2 separate regions of the Homo sapiens genome follow, and region 2 is linked to region 1. Evidence: read pairs that join two places in POLR2A ChIA-PET (ENCODE). Cell type or tissue: Caco-2. All regions are shown on one strand. Links, peaks and the distances in the headings refer to the core of each region. The heading gives the core; the rest is flanking DNA. Region 1 holds the start of SPACA4 (sperm acrosome associated 4). Region 2 overlaps LMTK3 (lemur tyrosine kinase 3).

What was found. Peaks named below come from ENCODE experiments on the same cell type or tissue, not always from the same donor. Only the 100,000 strongest peaks of a DNase experiment are listed, where the experiment ranks them.
Region 2: POLR2A ChIA-PET joins it to region 1 with 5 read pairs; 27 of 35 experiments call an interaction of 5 or more read pairs at or near these places.

What each region holds. Positions count from the first base shown.
Region 1 is chr19:48,602,508-48,606,883 of GRCh38, reverse strand. It overlaps FAM83E (family with sequence similarity 83 member E), which reads left to right. Exons shown (of 7, transcript NM_017708.4): 6 at 2,973-3,390. It overlaps SPACA4 (sperm acrosome associated 4), which reads right to left and starts at 142. Exons shown (of 1, transcript NM_133498.3): 1 at 1-142. In Caco-2, for the core only: no CTCF peak of the experiment used is centred there; no DNase peak of the experiment used is centred there.
Region 2 is chr19:48,499,940-48,504,315 of GRCh38, reverse strand. It overlaps LMTK3 (lemur tyrosine kinase 3), which reads left to right. Exons shown (of 15, transcript NM_001388485.1): 6 at 1,320-1,407; 7 at 1,735-1,883; 8 at 2,754-2,838; 9 at 2,912-3,033; 10 at 3,171-3,320. Among named protein-coding and RNA genes, the nearest start is that of LMTK3, 9.7 kb to the left of the region's middle. RefSeq lists silencers at 1,880-2,409, 2,640-2,749. In Caco-2, for the core only: no CTCF peak of the experiment used is centred there; DNase peaks (open chromatin) are centred at 2,035 and 2,395; H3K4me3 peaks cover 1,965 bases.

The DNA of each region.
Region 1 (4,376 bases), core at 97-4,096:
CCCACGGGACTTTGGCCCTGGTCCTGGCCTCCCAGGGTCAGCGCCTGGAGTGTCCTCTGTTCCCAACGCCCTGCGTCCCTCTAAGTCCTGGGGATGGAGGTGAGCGGGTGGCTGCTGCCCAACAAGAGTCTGTGAATGGAATGAGTGATCTCACAGATCCCTCAGGGTTCCCACTGGCCGCTCTGGGGATGAGGTCATAGGTGAGAGGAGTGGGTGTCACAATCCAAGGGGTGGCCTGCCCCGCCGACCTGCCGGGGCGCAAGAGGGCTCTGCCATCCCTGCCAAGGTGAAGACGCCCTGAACCCAGAGGACGCTGGCCACAAGCTTGTCCGCATTCTCTGTGCTGTACACCCGCCAAGGGCTTGACTTCAGCCTCACACCTCCCATAGTGACCCCATATTCCAGATGGGTAAACTAAGGCTGGGGAAAGTGATGTATCCAGGGTCCCCGAGCCAGGATGAGAGCCAGGTTCATTGAATTCCAAAGAGGCTGGGAAAGAAGAGGGTGTATTAACTGAGCACTTGCTGTGTGCCAGGATTCATGCTCAGTGCTTGCTTGCTTTTATTTTTTTGAGACGGAGTCTCTCACTCTGTCACCCAGGCTGGAGTGCAGTGGCGTGATCTCAGCTCACTGCAGCTTCTGCTTCCCAGCTTCAAGCGATTCTCGTAACTCAGCCTCCCGAGTGGCTGGGACTGCAGGCGCATGCAACCACATCTGGCTAATTTTTGTATTTTTAGTAGAGACAGGGTTTCACCATGTAGGCCAGGCTGGTTGCGAACTCTTGAGCTCAAGTGATCTGCCCGCCTCGACCTCCCAAAGTGCTGGGATTACAGACGTGAGCCACCACACCACGCCTGGCACTTGGTGCTTTCAATAACAACTACTGTGATGACAGGAAGTGTTAGGGCACCGGCCCCCACAGCTCACAGGCTCTCAGGGCCAGCTACGTGCAGGGGGCTTGATTCAAATTCAGTCATTTGAATATTCCTATGTTGTATTTATTTCTTAATTTTATTTTTTATTTTAAAAAATTGGCCGGGCGCAGTGGCTCACGCCTGTAATCCCAGCACTTTGGGAGGCCGAGGCGGGTGGATCACCTGAGCTCAGGAGTTCAAGACCAGCATGGCCAACGTGGTAAAACCCCATCTCTACTAAAAATACAAAAATTTGCTGGGCATGGTGGTGTGCACCTGTAATCCCAGCTACTTGGGAGGCTTGAACCTGGGAGGTGGAGGTTGCAGTGAGCCAATATTGTGCCACTGCACTTGAGCCTAGGCAATAGAGCAAGACTCCATCTCAAAAAAAAAAAAAAATAGGATCTTGCTCTGTTGCCTAGACTGGAGTGCAGTGGCGCGATCTTGGCTCACTGCAGCCTCAACTTCCCAGGCTCAAGTGATTCTCCTCCCTGAGCCTCCAGAGTAGCTGGGACTATAGGCGTGCACCACCATGCCCGGCTAATTTTGTAAAATTTTTTATAGAGATGGGGTCTTGCTATGTTGCCCAGGCTGGTCTCAAACTCCTAGCCTCAAGTGATCCTCCTGCCTCGGCCTCCCAAAGTGCTGGGATTACAGGCATGAGCCACTGCACACGGCCTTCCTAGGTTTTTGCTCCAGATTGCAGATGAGCACTGCAGGGAGCAGCAACGTGGAGAGCTTGGTGCACAGCCAGGACTGACTAAATGGCAGTCATTCTAGGAAGCAGCTGGGTCTTAAAACAATCCCTGTTAGTGTCCGGAAGTGAATTCCGTCTCTTTCCAAAGGGGAAAACTGAGGCATTGAGGTGTTCCTAAGTGGGGACCAGGCAGAGCCTGGGTTTAAACTCCAGTCTGATTCCAGATAAGTTTTTTTTTTTTTTTTTTTTTTTTGAGTCAGAGTCTCGCTCTGTCGCCCAGGTTGGAGTGCAGTGGTGTGATTTCAGCTCACTGCAACCTCCACCTCCCGGGTTCAAGCAATTCTCCTGCCTCAGCCTCCTGAGTAGCTGGAATTACAGGCATGTGCCACCATACCCAGCTAATTTCTGTATTTTTAGTAGAGATGGGGTTTCACCATGTTGGTCAGGCTGATCTCAAACTCCTGACCTCATGATCTGCCCGCCTCAGCCTCCCAAAGTGCTGGGATTACAGGAGTGAGCCACCGCATCTGGCTTTTTTTTTTTTGGGAGGGGGGCGAGGGGGACAGGGTCTTGCTTTGCTGCCCAGGCTGGAATGCAGTGGTATTATCACGGCTCACTGCAGCCTCAATTTCCCAGGCTCAGCCGGGCACGGGTGGCTCACACCTGTAATCCCAGCACTTTGGGAGGCCGAGGCGGGTGGATCACCTGAGGTCAGGGGTTCGAGACCAGCCTGGCCAATGTGGTGAAACCCCATCTCTACTAAAAATACAAAAAATTAGCCGGGCATGGCGGCAGGTGCCTGTAATCCCAACTACTCAGGAGGCTGAGGCAGGAGAATTGCTTGAAGCCAGGAGGCAGAGGTTGCAGTGAGCCGAGATCATGCCACTACACTCCAGCCTGGGCAAAAAGAGCGAAACTCCGTCTCACAAAAAAAAAAAAAAAAAAAAAAATCCCAGGGTCAAGGGATCCTCCCGCCTCAGTCTCCCAAGTGGCTGGGAGTACAGGTGTGCGCCACCACACCTGGCTAGTTTTTTTGATTTTTTGTAGAGATAGGGTCTCACCATGTTGCCCAGGCTGGTCTGAAACTCCTGGGCTCAAGCAACCCTCCTGCCTCAGCCTCCCAAAGTGTGAGTCACCACACCTGGCCCTGATTATATAAGTGTCTTAACTTGGGCTGTCTTCACTCCACCCCTCCCGAGTAGGTACTTCAGTTGTGCCCATTCTACAGACAGGGAAGCTGAGGCTGGAGAGGTCAGGACTCGCCTGAGGTCCTACGGTCTCCCCTGGGACCTGGCTGAGGATGGGGGCCGGGCTGGGCCCTCAGGGTTGGAGACTCTGACCCCCTACTCCCCGACCCCCAGCTTCACGTGGAGTGACGCACGCCTGCACCGAGGCCTGGTGACCCTGCTGACTGGTGAAATTGTTGACGCCTTCAGCCTTGAGTTCCGGACGCTGTACGCGGCCTCCTGCCCGCTCCCACCTGCGCCCCCCCAGAAACCCTCGGTCATAGGTGGCCTGCAGCGGGGCCGCAGCCCGCACCGCGTGTCCCGCCGCCGCTCCGTGGCCCCCGCGTCGCCTCCGCCGCCTGACGGCCCGCTGGCCCACCGCCTGGCCGCCTGCCGCGTCTCCCCTGCTACCCCGGGGCCGGCACTCAGTGACATTCTAAGGAGTGTGCAGCGCGCCCGGACCCCCAGCGGCCCCCCGGCCCGGCCCAGCCGCTCCATGTGGGACCTAAGCCGCCTGTCCCAGCTGTCTGGCTCCAGTGATGGGGACAACGAGGTGAGACCTTGTGGCTGGTGCCAGAAGATGGAGCCCAGGAAGGGGAAGGCGTTTGCCCAGGGTGGTGCAAGCCAGGCTCCAGGGGCCCTGCTCCCAGCCAGAGCAGGCGTTTCCTGAGGGCCTGCACCCCTAAATTCATAATGGCATCGTTTGTTCATTTCCTGCACGCCTGCTGCATTTTGGGCAGGTGGGCGCTGGGTGGCATGGGGCAGAGACAGGAGAGCCCTGGGTGCAAATCCTGGCATGACAGACTAGGTGGGGGGAAGCCGAGGACTTGAATTCTCTGAACCTCGGTATCCTCATCTAGGAAGGAGCAGAGCAAGGGCACTCATTCCGAGTTTGGTTGGGGGAGGAATCCACTTGGCTAAATGAAATAGAGTAGTAATGACAACAACAATACATTCCTGAAACAGGGAGATCGAGACCAGCCTGGCCAGCATAGTGAAACCCTATCTCTACTAAAAATACAAAAAAATTCGCTGGGTGTGTTGGTGCACACCTGTAGTCCCAGCTACTCCGGAGGCTTAGGCAGGAGAATCGTTTGAGCCAGGGAGGCGGCGGTTGCAGTGAGCTGAGATCGTTCCACTGCACTCTAGCCTGGGTGACAGAGCAAGGCTGTCTCAAAATAATAATAATAATAATAATAATAATAATAATAATAATAATAAACAATAAATAAATACATTCCTGAAGTGGAATTTATTTATTTTGTGACATCCTCATCCCAGGCCAAAGAAAGCTATATATATATATATATATATATATATATATATATATATATATATATATTTTTTTTTTTTTTTTTTTGAGATAGGGTCTTGCTCTGCAATGCCTTGGGAATCAGGAATCATCTCCCTCCGTCCCAGGCAAGGAAGGCTCCTAGCTGGAGAGGAGACGGGGGATGGGCAGGGGCAAGGTCCTTACCTTCACCTGGTCCTGAGCACCCTCACCCAGCATCCCCTCCCTTGGCAAATATTTGATCCCGG
Region 2 (4,376 bases), core at 219-4,218, 100 kb after region 1:
AGCGTGAGGGTAAAGGGGAGGGTATCCAACCTGGCATTGGGGGGGCAGCAAAGCTTCCCGGGGAGATGATGTTGAGGCAGAGGCCCGGAGGGGCCAAGAGAACTCTGATGAGAGGAGGGCGTTCTGCAGAGAGAGAACCGTAGGTGCAGGCAGGGTGCGGTGGTTCACGCCTGTAATCCCAGCACTTTGGGAGGCTGAGGCGGGCGTATCACCGGAGGTCTGGAGTTTGAGACCAGCCTGGCCAACATGGTGAAACCCTGTCTCTACTAAAAATACAAAAATTAGCCAGGCTTGGTGTCGGGCATCTGTAATCCCAGCTACTCGGGAGGCTGAGGCAGGAGAATCGCTTGAACCCGGGAGGTGGAGGTTGCAGTGAGCTGAGATCACTCCATTGCACTCCAGCCTGAGTGATAAGAATGAAACTCCCTCTCAAAGAGGAAGGAAGGGAGGGAGGGAGGGAGGAAGGAAGGAAGGAAGGGAGGGAGGAAGCAAGGAAGGAAAAAAAAGAGAGAGAGAGAGAGAGAGAAAACTGTAGGTGCAAAGGCCCGGGCCTAAGCAAGGGCCTGCAGGTTTGGGAAAACCCACATGGGATAAAGCTGACTCTTGGGCCAGCCGGAGGAGCAGGAGGAATCAAAGAGCCGGCGCTCTATCCTGGGGTGCTGGGGATCGACAGAGGGCTGTGTGTGGTGAAAAGCAGGTGAGGCAAAGGGAAGGGGAGAGACTAGAGCCAGGGAGGCTGGGAGGAGGCTGTGGGGACGAGGAGGAGAAGACTGAGAAGAGTCTGGGGCAGGAATGAAGGTGGAGGTGAGGTGTAAGGAGGAAGGAGAGGTAAAGGGGTCCCTGGGGACCTGCTCCCCCAGGAGCAGGCCAGTGAGGGCCATCCAGAGATGGGGACCTGGGGAAGGAGTGGGGTGTGGTCGAGGAGAGAGACTCCGAGGTGAGGAAACTGAGATCAAAAAGGTAGAGTGGGCCGGGTGCGGTGGTTCACGCCTGTAATCCCAGCACTTTGGGAGCCTGAGGAGGGTGGATCACTTGAGGTCAGGAGTTCGAGACCAGCCTGGCCAACATGGTGAAACCCCATCTTTACTAAAAATACAAAAATTAGCCAGGCGTGGTGGCGCATGCCTGTAATCCTGGCTACTCAGGAGGCTGAGGCAGGACTCCCGCCTGGGCGACAGAGCGAGACTCCGTCTCAAAACAAACAAACAAACAAAAACAACAAAAAAGGGTGGAGGCAGCAGTTTGGTTCTGCTGGGGGTTGGGGCAGGATGAAGAGGAAGGGGCTGCCTTCCCAACTCAGCCACCTCCTCACTCCACAGGAGCCTGCAGCACCCCAATGTCCTCCAGTGCCTGGGTCTGTGCGTGGAGACGCTGCCGTTTCTGCTGATTATGGAGTTCTGTCAACTGGTGAGGGTCTTGGGGGGTTGGGGAAGGGCAGAGGGGGCAGCTGGACAAGGCCGGGGCCAAGCCTGGTGCCCCTGGGCTTCGTCGTCATCATCATCATCATCGTAGATGATGTGTGGCATGCGCTAACATTTCATGAGTGCTGCCTGTCCTGGGGGCTGGCCTGAACAAGCAGGCAAGATGGGCTGTGTTATTACCTGCTGCAAGCAGCAGAGGAAACTAAGGCTCAGAGGGGCTACCCAGTGACAGCAGAAGCCATTCCAGCCTCCGGGCCGACTAGCTGGAGACCTGAGCGGCTGGTGGTGCTGACCTTCTTTGCCTCCCTCCCAGGGGGACCTGAAGCGTTACCTCCGAGCCCAGCGGCCCCCCGAGGGCCTGTCCCCTGAGCTACCCCCTCGAGACCTGCGGACGCTGCAGAGGATGGGCCTGGAGATCGCCCGCGGGCTGGCGCACCTGCATTCCCACAACTACGTGCACAGGTGGGCGGGCCGGGGAGCCGCGGGAGGAGCTACTAAGGGGAAGGGGGAAGGAGGTGAGGCCTCAGGGGAGGGGCTAGAGGGGGGGCGGACCCATGACTGGCTGACACAAAATAGGGACGAACCGAGGAGGGTATGGAGGAGAAGGGGCCAGGAGAGGAGGCGGGACCAGGAGGGGAATGAGAGGAACCAAGTGAGAGGGAGGCGGGGTCAGGTGATGAGGGGAAGGGCCAGGAGAGGAAAAGGGGTCAGGAGAGGAGGAGGAGGAACCAGGGGAGGGGGAGGGGTCAGGGGAGGAGGAGGAAGAACCAGGATAAGGGGAGGAGCCAGGAGAGGGGGAGGAGGAGCCAGGAGAGGGGGAGGAGGAGCCAGGGGAGGGGAGGGGCCAGGAGAGAAGGAGGAGGAGCCAGGATAGGGGAGGGTCCAGGAGAGAAGGAGGAGCCAGGAGAGGGAAGAGGAGCCAGGGGAGGGGGGCAGGGGAGGGGGAGGAGTCAGGAGAGGAGGAGGGTCCAGGAGAGGAACGGAAGGAGCCAGGTGAGGGGGAAGCAGGGTCACGTGATGAGGAGAGGTGGCTGGGAGAGGAGGGGGAGGAGTCAACAGAGAAGCAGGAGAAGCCAGAAGGGTCAGATGAATAAGAGGAGGAGCCAGTGCAGAGGAAAAGGAGAGGAGACTTGGAGGAACCAGGGGTGGGGAGAAGACAAGACAGCAGGGGAGAGTGAAAGCAGTCAGAGGGGAGAGACAGATCAGAGGGAAGGGGCAGAGTCAGTGTGGCGGGGCAGGGTCATGGGAGGGGTGGAGTCAGTGTGAAAGGGCGGGGTCAGGGCGTGGCTGGAGGGCTGCCCCTGCGCTCACCTCCTCGCGTTCTTCCCGCAGCGACCTGGCCCTGCGCAACTGCCTGCTGACCTCTGACCTGACCGTGCGCATCGGAGACTACGGGCTGGCCCACAGCAACTACAAGGTAGGGCTTCCTTCCGTCGGGATGGGGGCTGTGGGGTGCCCTGACCCGCCTGACACCGCCCTGGTTCCCTCAGGAGGACTACTACCTGACCCCAGAGCGCCTGTGGATCCCACTGCGCTGGGCGGCGCCCGAGCTCCTCGGGGAGCTCCACGGGACCTTCATGGTGGTGGACCAGAGCCGCGAGAGCAACATCTGGTGAGGACCACGGGCCGCGGGGGCCGAGGCAGGCCAGGAAGGTGGAAGGGTTACTAGATGCCACCGGTTCTACAGATGGGGAAAATGAGGCCCGGGTGGGTCAGGGCTGGGCTCTGACCTCTCTCTGCTCTCTGCAGGTCCCTGGGGGTGACCCTGTGGGAGCTGTTTGAGTTTGGGGCCCAGCCCTACCGCCACCTGTCAGACGAGGAGGTCCTCGCCTTCGTGGTCCGCCAGCAGCATGTGAAGCTGGCCCGGCCGAGGCTCAAGCTGCCTTACGCGGACTACTGGTGAGGGCTAGCCCACCCGGGGCTCCTGGCCTGCCGCACCCCACCCAGGATGGTCCCAGCATCCCCCCTCGTTTCCCACATCACCCACATCCCGTTTGCCCTCCATACCCCTCAAGAGTGAAGAGGGGCTGTCCCCACCCTTTCTGCCAGCATCTGCTACTTGCAGGGGGACACAGGCAGGGGATGGCAGAGCTGTGATTTGAACCCACTTCACCCTAAGAGGTCCCTGCTTCTTACCTGTCTGATTCCAGAGCTCACAGCGCAAACAGGGACACCACTACCCTCACCAGCCGTTCCCATCTGCTGCTGTGTCCCCTCTGCCTCCAGGTCCCGTCAGCCTCTCTCTATGGGCATCTTCCCCCCACCCCTGCTTCTTTGGGTCTCAATACCCAGCTCCCCAGCCCAGTTACCTCCTCTGAATCTCTACCGTCTGCTGTCCCCTCTTCTCCCTGGATCTCTGCCCCACTTTTTGGGTCTATGTTTCCCTCTCTCTCTAGGTCTCTGTCCCCCTCTCTCTGGGTCTCTGTCCCTCTCTCTCTGGGTCTCTGTCCCTCTCTCTCTTTCTTTTTTTTTGGCAGATTTTTGCTTTTGTTGCCCAGGCTGGAGTGCGATGGCACGATCTTGGCTCACTGCAACCTCCGCCTCCCGGGTTCAAGCGGTTCTCCTGCCTCAGCCTCCCAGGTAGCTGGGATTACAGGCAGGTGCCACCACGCTAGGCTAATTTTTTGTATTTTTAGTAGAAACGGGGTTTCACCATGTTAGCCAGGCTGGTCTTGAACTCCTGACCTCAGGTGATCCACCGGCCTCAGCCTCCCAAAGTGCTGGGATTACAGGCGTGAGCCACCACGCCTGGATCTCTGTCCCTCTCTCTCTGGGTCTCTGTCCCTCTGTCTCTGGATCTCTGTCCCTCTGTCTCTGGGTCTCTGTCCCCCTCTCTCTGGGTCTCTGTCCCCCTCTCTCTGGGTCTCTGTTACCCTCTGGGTCTCTGTCCCCCTCTCTCTGGTTGTCTGTCCCCTCCCTGGGTCTCTTTCCCCTCCCTGGGTCTCTGCCCTGCTC